Regions from separate parts of the Mus musculus genome. Here region 1 is linked to region 2. A link is a loop called in an ENCODE intact Hi-C map of the cell type or tissue named here. Cell type or tissue: gastrocnemius. All regions are shown on one strand. Links, peaks and the distances in the headings refer to the core of each region. The heading gives the core; the rest is flanking DNA.

What was found. Peaks named below come from ENCODE experiments on the same cell type or tissue, not always from the same donor. Only the 100,000 strongest peaks of a DNase experiment are listed, where the experiment ranks them.
Region 1: a loop joins it to region 2, with 3 times the contacts of the local background. A loop is called at or near these places in 6 of 42 quality-filtered maps.

The regions. Positions count from the first base shown.
Region 1 is chr6:128,251,284-128,254,198 of GRCm38, forward strand. Tead4 (TEA domain family member 4) reads right to left here. Exons shown (of 12, transcript NM_011567.2): 3 at 639-703; 4 at 257-319. Among named protein-coding and RNA genes, the nearest start is that of Tead4, 48 kb to the right of the region's middle. In gastrocnemius, for the core only: no CTCF peak of the experiment used is centred there; no DNase peak of the experiment used is centred there; H3K4me3 peaks cover 331 bases; H3K27ac peaks cover 1,790 bases.
Region 2 is chr6:128,301,567-128,304,481 of GRCm38, forward strand. No RefSeq gene overlaps it. Among named protein-coding and RNA genes, the nearest start is that of Tead4, 2.2 kb to the left of the region's middle. In gastrocnemius, for the core only: a CTCF peak has its summit at 1,272 (motif pointing left); no DNase peak of the experiment used is centred there.

The sequences.
Region 1 (2,915 bases), core at 117-2,616, 50 kb before region 2:
GCTGAGTCTGGCCCTGCTACACTAAATCCCAGGTAGGGCCCAGCAGGAGACTGCCACCCACACACATGGCAGATGCCACAGGCTAGGCCTCAACTGTCCTTAACAGCAAGAAGCACACAACACAGGCTCAACACAATGGAAGCCCCTGGACCCACAGCGCTGACTTTCCTAACTGGAAAAAGAGCGGTGACTTCTGGGAAGCCCCACTTCACCCCACAAGTCCCAGGGTTCTCTCTCTGCTGACGGTTTTCCTTACCTTGAGTTTGGCCTGGATCTCCCGGGCTTTTCGACGGGCAAGCACCTGGATGTGGCTGGAGACCTGTTGCAGAAAGAGAGACTTCCTGTCTCCACCTCCCAGACAGCTTGTGTGTCCCCAACCCTTAGCCCTCCATGGCTCTCTGGCTACACTGTGAATGTACTGTGTGAGGAGCAGGTCAATGTGGGGAGCTCCCTCCTGCCTGCCCAGTTCACCTTGAGTCTGGCAGTACTTCATAAGCTGGGGGGGGTGGGGGGGACGGATTTATTTTTCCCGTAGTATCCCAGAGTGGGAGTTTGACTCGCTGGTAAATGGAAGAACCAGGGCACCCAGAGAAGTGGGTGCCTCTCCAATCCCCTTGGGGAGACCTCTCCAGGCTCACCTGCTTCCTTGTGCGCGTCTTCCCTGTCCTGAGCTTGATATGGCGTGCGATCAGCTCATTCCGACCTGTAGAAACACCACAACCTCTCAGTGGGGAAAGCATGAAGGTGGGCTGCTTACTCTGCCCACCTTGGGTGGAGACTTAGAGTAAGGACTGTGTAAGCTCCCCCTGCCTGCCTTGGAACACAGGGATATCCCATTAGTGAGAAGAGACTACATCGTTACCAGACAGACTGGTGACAGTAGTGGAATCAGGACACGTGGGCCACTACCACTCAGCCCAAACTCCTCATTCCACAGTGGCTGCTTCAACACCTTGGTCCTTCCCAGGGCTTTCTGTGTGGGAAATACCTGGCCCTTGCCTGTGAGGCTCTCATAGTTTCTGCTGCCTCTGGAAATGAGGAGGTCCTTAAAGATGGTTGGTGGGCAATGGGGAAGATAGAAGGTGTGGTCCTGGGACTCTAATAGTTTCCAGGGAGGAGGCCTGCCTCTTCATCCAGTTAGGGCAGCCAGGAGAAATAGCTCCGTGCTAGAAGATCTGTTTAACAGGCAAAAGGCCTCTATTCTCAATCTCACCAAAGCCAAAACCAAAACCAAAACCCAGGCTACTTTTGTAGCTCAAGGCTCTGCCTCACTATCACCTGGAGGCCATACTATGTCCCCAAGCCAGCCACATCTTCTATTACTATAAATAAGATCAAAGAGGATGTATTGGGTTTTTAATTATTGTTACTATTATTAGTTCCTAGGCCGACTCTGAACTCATTACGTAGCTGAGAGTGACTTTGAACTCCTGATCCTCTTGCTTCCATATCCCAAGGGCTATATTAATAGTCATGTGCCACCATGCCAGGTCCTGATTCAGTGCTGGAGACCAAGCCTAGCACTGTACATGCTAGGCAAACACTGTTACCTACGCTACATCCTCAGCCACGTTTCATAGTTGATATTTTGCTGTATGTGTGTGTGTTTGCTTTTCGAGAAAAAAGGAATTGCTATCTAGCCCTGGCTGGCTCAGACCGTGTGTCCATCCTTGATCCTCCTCCCTCTGTCCGATAAACAGAAGTCAGTATCTAGGTTAGAGGGACACATATCCGCATGGAGCAGATATGTTTGAGAAGGGGGGGGGGAGTTCAGGTTTGGGAAGCAGGTGGGCCCAGGTGGGATGTCAACCTCTGTGTAAACATCAGATGAGGGAGAGGGAGAGGGAGGGCTGAGGTAGGGGAAGCTGTCACCTCTGTGCTTGACTTGTAGGCCAGGGGGCATAGCAGAGGCCTGCCCTGTCAGCTGAGGCTGGAGTGGCCATGTGAGGAAGCTGCTATTACAGGGGCAGGTGAGGCGAGCCCTAGGCTGTAACTAGAGAGCTTGGCCAGAGCCAGGCTGGCCCCCAAGCTGACCTTTCTCCACAGCCAAGTCCAAATTAAGAGCCTTCAACTGACAGAAAGATGTGCTGGCCTTGAGTGCGCTGGCCTGTCTGTGTCTGAGGGAGGAAGGCAAAAGGAGGAACCAGGCTCCTCAGGTACTGTGTGAGACAGTCTGCACCTAAAAACATGAGTCCTGAAAGATGTCTCCTCCAAAGCTTTGGAGGAGGACATAGTCCATAGGTGCTGCTGGCAGGGCAATGAATGCCCAGCAGTTTTACTGTGTGTCTAACTAAAGGTGACTGTGCTGCAGCTACAAAGCCTGAGCCTTCAGCGGTTGGTAATGGGAAAGCGACCACAACATTAGAGTTTAGAGAGCTGGGCTTGGACTTCCAGTTCTACCAAGGAGCTTTGGGAGCACAGCCAGCTGGTGGAAGTGGATCTCCACTCTGCCTTCGAATCTAGCTCGATCTAGTTCTTCTAACGTCTTTCTTCTATATTTGATCGCACACATTTTTACTGACTTAGGATGCTAAGCTTTTTGTTGTTGTTGTTTTGTTTTTGTTTTTGTTTTTTGTTTTGTTTTTGTTTTGTTTTTTGTTTTTTTTTTTTTTTCGAGACAGGGTTTCTCTGTATAGCCCTGGCTGTCCTGGAACTCACTTTGTAGACCAGGCTGGCCTCGAACCCAGAAATCCTCCTGCCTCTGCCTCCCAAGTGCTGGGATTAAAGGCGTGCGCCACCACTGCCCGGCTTAACACTGGTTCTGTGAGAACTCAGGCCAGGCATGGCGGTCCTTATCTATTATGGAGGCACTTAGGAGTCCAAGCAGGGAAGACTGCTTCTAGTTTGAGTCCAGCCTGGGCTAGAGGGTAAACCCAGTCCTTCTTTTTTTTTTTTTTTTTTTTTAAAGACAGGAT
Region 2 (2,915 bases), core at 322-2,821:
CCACGGAAATGCCAGCATCACCACGGGACTGAGTATCTATCCAGCCTCGCAAAGCGAGGACTTTGAAGGATGCAGCCCTCATTTGGATGTATAACTTCTGGTGAGCTTATTAAATGGTGAGTCATAACAAAGCCTGGTCACATCCCATTCACATGAAAAGAACATTGCAAGGCAGCAAGCGTATCTGTGAGCGTGAAGTACAGACTGTCCCACCACTTAATTGGACACTCCTTCATTGAACCTGGTACCAAGCTCAGTGCAGAAACAGACCCCTGCCTTCAAGAGGTTCACTGTCGAAGCCAGACAGTAGTTCATTATTGCAAATCCACATGAATTTGAGAACAAAACCAACAGAATTAATTCAAGGCACTGGGGTGACTTTCCCCAGTTTAATGTCTACTCCCTGTGTGTGCTAGGCAATGCTCTACCAGTGTGCTATGGCCCCAGCCTTGATTCCTTTTGGTTTCTGAGACTGAGTCTACTGAGTTAATCAGGCTGACCTTGAACTCTCTCAGCTGCTCTGGCCTCAGCCTTAGGAATAGCTGGAATTCCATTACAGGTCTCTGCTACCAGGTCTGCGGGGTGACCTTGATCCAGCTCTTGATGGAAACCTGAGTTCACCAACCGCTGTTTCAGGAAGGTTTGGTGTGAAAATAAGAGCTAGTAGGTGCTACACACCAGTGGGGGTCCACATGTGAAACGACAGCAGGACCTGAAAACCAGCATGAACCAAAGACTAAGAGAGGTGAGCCCCAGACTGTGAGGCTCATACAAGCTATACTGAAGATGTGGCCGTCATCAAGGCCACGCAGACTCAGGACTCACTTTCTTGATTCTATCATTAGACCCTCTGATGACAGTATTGCATGCATATGGAGACCCCTGTCCTGTCCTAAATACAAGAAGTGACCCTGTGACTGAATAGAGGCTCAGGATCCAGAAATGAAGATAAGGTCATGTGTGATCTGCAGATAGAAATTGTCTTTGAGGCTGAGACAGAAAGCATTTACAGCAGGATAGCTGGCCACGTCTCAACTGAAGGAAGAACTCTGGCCAGCTGTGGCCAGGGCCAGAGAAAGTTAAAGCAGGCAGAGCAAGCATTCGAGGCCAGCCTGGACTACGTTGCAAAACTCTGCCTCAAAAATAAATATAGGGGCTGGAGAGATGGCTCAGAGGTTGAGAACACTGACTGCTCTTCCAGAGGTCCTGAGTTCAATTCCCAGCAACCACATTATAATTCACAACCATCTATAATGGTATATGGCGCCCTCTTCTGGTGGGCAGGTACATATGCAGGCAGAACACAGTACAGAATAAAAGATAGATAGATAGATAGATAGATAGATAGATAGATAGATAGATAGATAGATGATAGATAGATAGATAGATAGATAGATAGATAGATAGATAGATAGAATTAATGAATTTAAACTACAGAAATTAGGATAATGTGGAAGGGGAGTCTGGCCATAACAATGTGGTTTCAAAAGGGAGGATAGCCCTTCAGGTACAAAAGGATGATTGGAAAGCCCTTTGCTTGCTTGCTTGCTTGCTTGCTTGCTTGCTTGCTTGCTTGCTTCTCTTCAAGACCATTGGGAGTCCAAGCTGTAAAGTGCCTTCACACTTCCTGGTTCGTACTCTTATAAGCTTCTAGAGAGTTCTAGGTCTTTGGGCATTCCATTTTCTGAGCAGATGAAGATGATCTCAGAAGACCTCCTGCTACAGAAAACTAATCAAGTGGGTGTACCCATCTGAGGGTCTGGTGGCTGATTTTTTTTCTGATTGATGTGTATATGTGTATGCCTACATGCACACAGGTACTGCACTAGGCCAGAGGATGTCAAATCCCCTGAAGCTAGTTACAAGTGATGGTGGGTGCTGGGAGCCAATCCCCAGGCCTCTACAAGCACACTCAATAACCAGTGAGCCATCCATTCCCCCAGACAGTGACTTTACAGAGGAAGTCAGGTGTGTTCGTAAAGCTTAGGGACAGGACCTGTGTTCACTGACCCTCAGGAATGAATCTGCTGCTGGGAACGTTTTAGCTATTTACATCCCAGCTGTAAGAGACAGAGTCCCTCCAGTTACATCACATGGTCCCTGCCTTGCCCATTTCCTTGAGCTCCAGACAGCTCCCATCCAACAAGCGTGTGGAGGCCAGAGGCAAGATGGTTGTGGTCAGAGCTGGGTTTGATGTGGGAAGGGTATTTGTGTTGATTAGGCCCAAGTCAAACTTAAAAACCATATTAATTAGTGTTAACATATGCTGTTTGGCATTATTTCCATTTCTGGAGCTTTGTTTTTCTAGTCCGTGTGGGTCATGATCATAATATCCATAGGGTATTATAGCACAAATTTACTTGTATCTATATAATGGAACTGGTCAAAGCTGCAAGTAACAAAGGACTGTTTAAAACTTCTAATGGTTTCCTTAGTTTTGTATTTGTTTGCTAGATGCTGGGGAATCAAACCCTGGGCCTTACATATGCTTTAACACCAGTCCACAGTCCAGCTCCAACACTATATTTTATTACTTATTTCATGGATAGGATTGCTCTGTTTTTCATGCACCCCAGAAGAGGGCATCGGATCCCATTACAGATGGTTGTGAGCCACCATGTGGTTGCTGGGAATTGAACTCAGGACCTCTGGAAGAGCAGTCAGCACTCTTAACCACTGAGCCAGCTCTTCAACCCTAACACTATATTTTAAACGAACTAGACATCCATGATTTACTATCACATAAAAAGCAGACTCCTCTCTCAGGTTTTTTGTTGTTGTTGTTGTTGTTGTTGTCGTTGTTTTGTTTTGTTTTGTTTGTTTTTTTGAGACAAGGTTCTTTTGTGTAACAGCTCTGGCTATCCTAGAACATGCTCCATAGACCAGGTTGGCTTCAAACTCACAGAGATCCATCT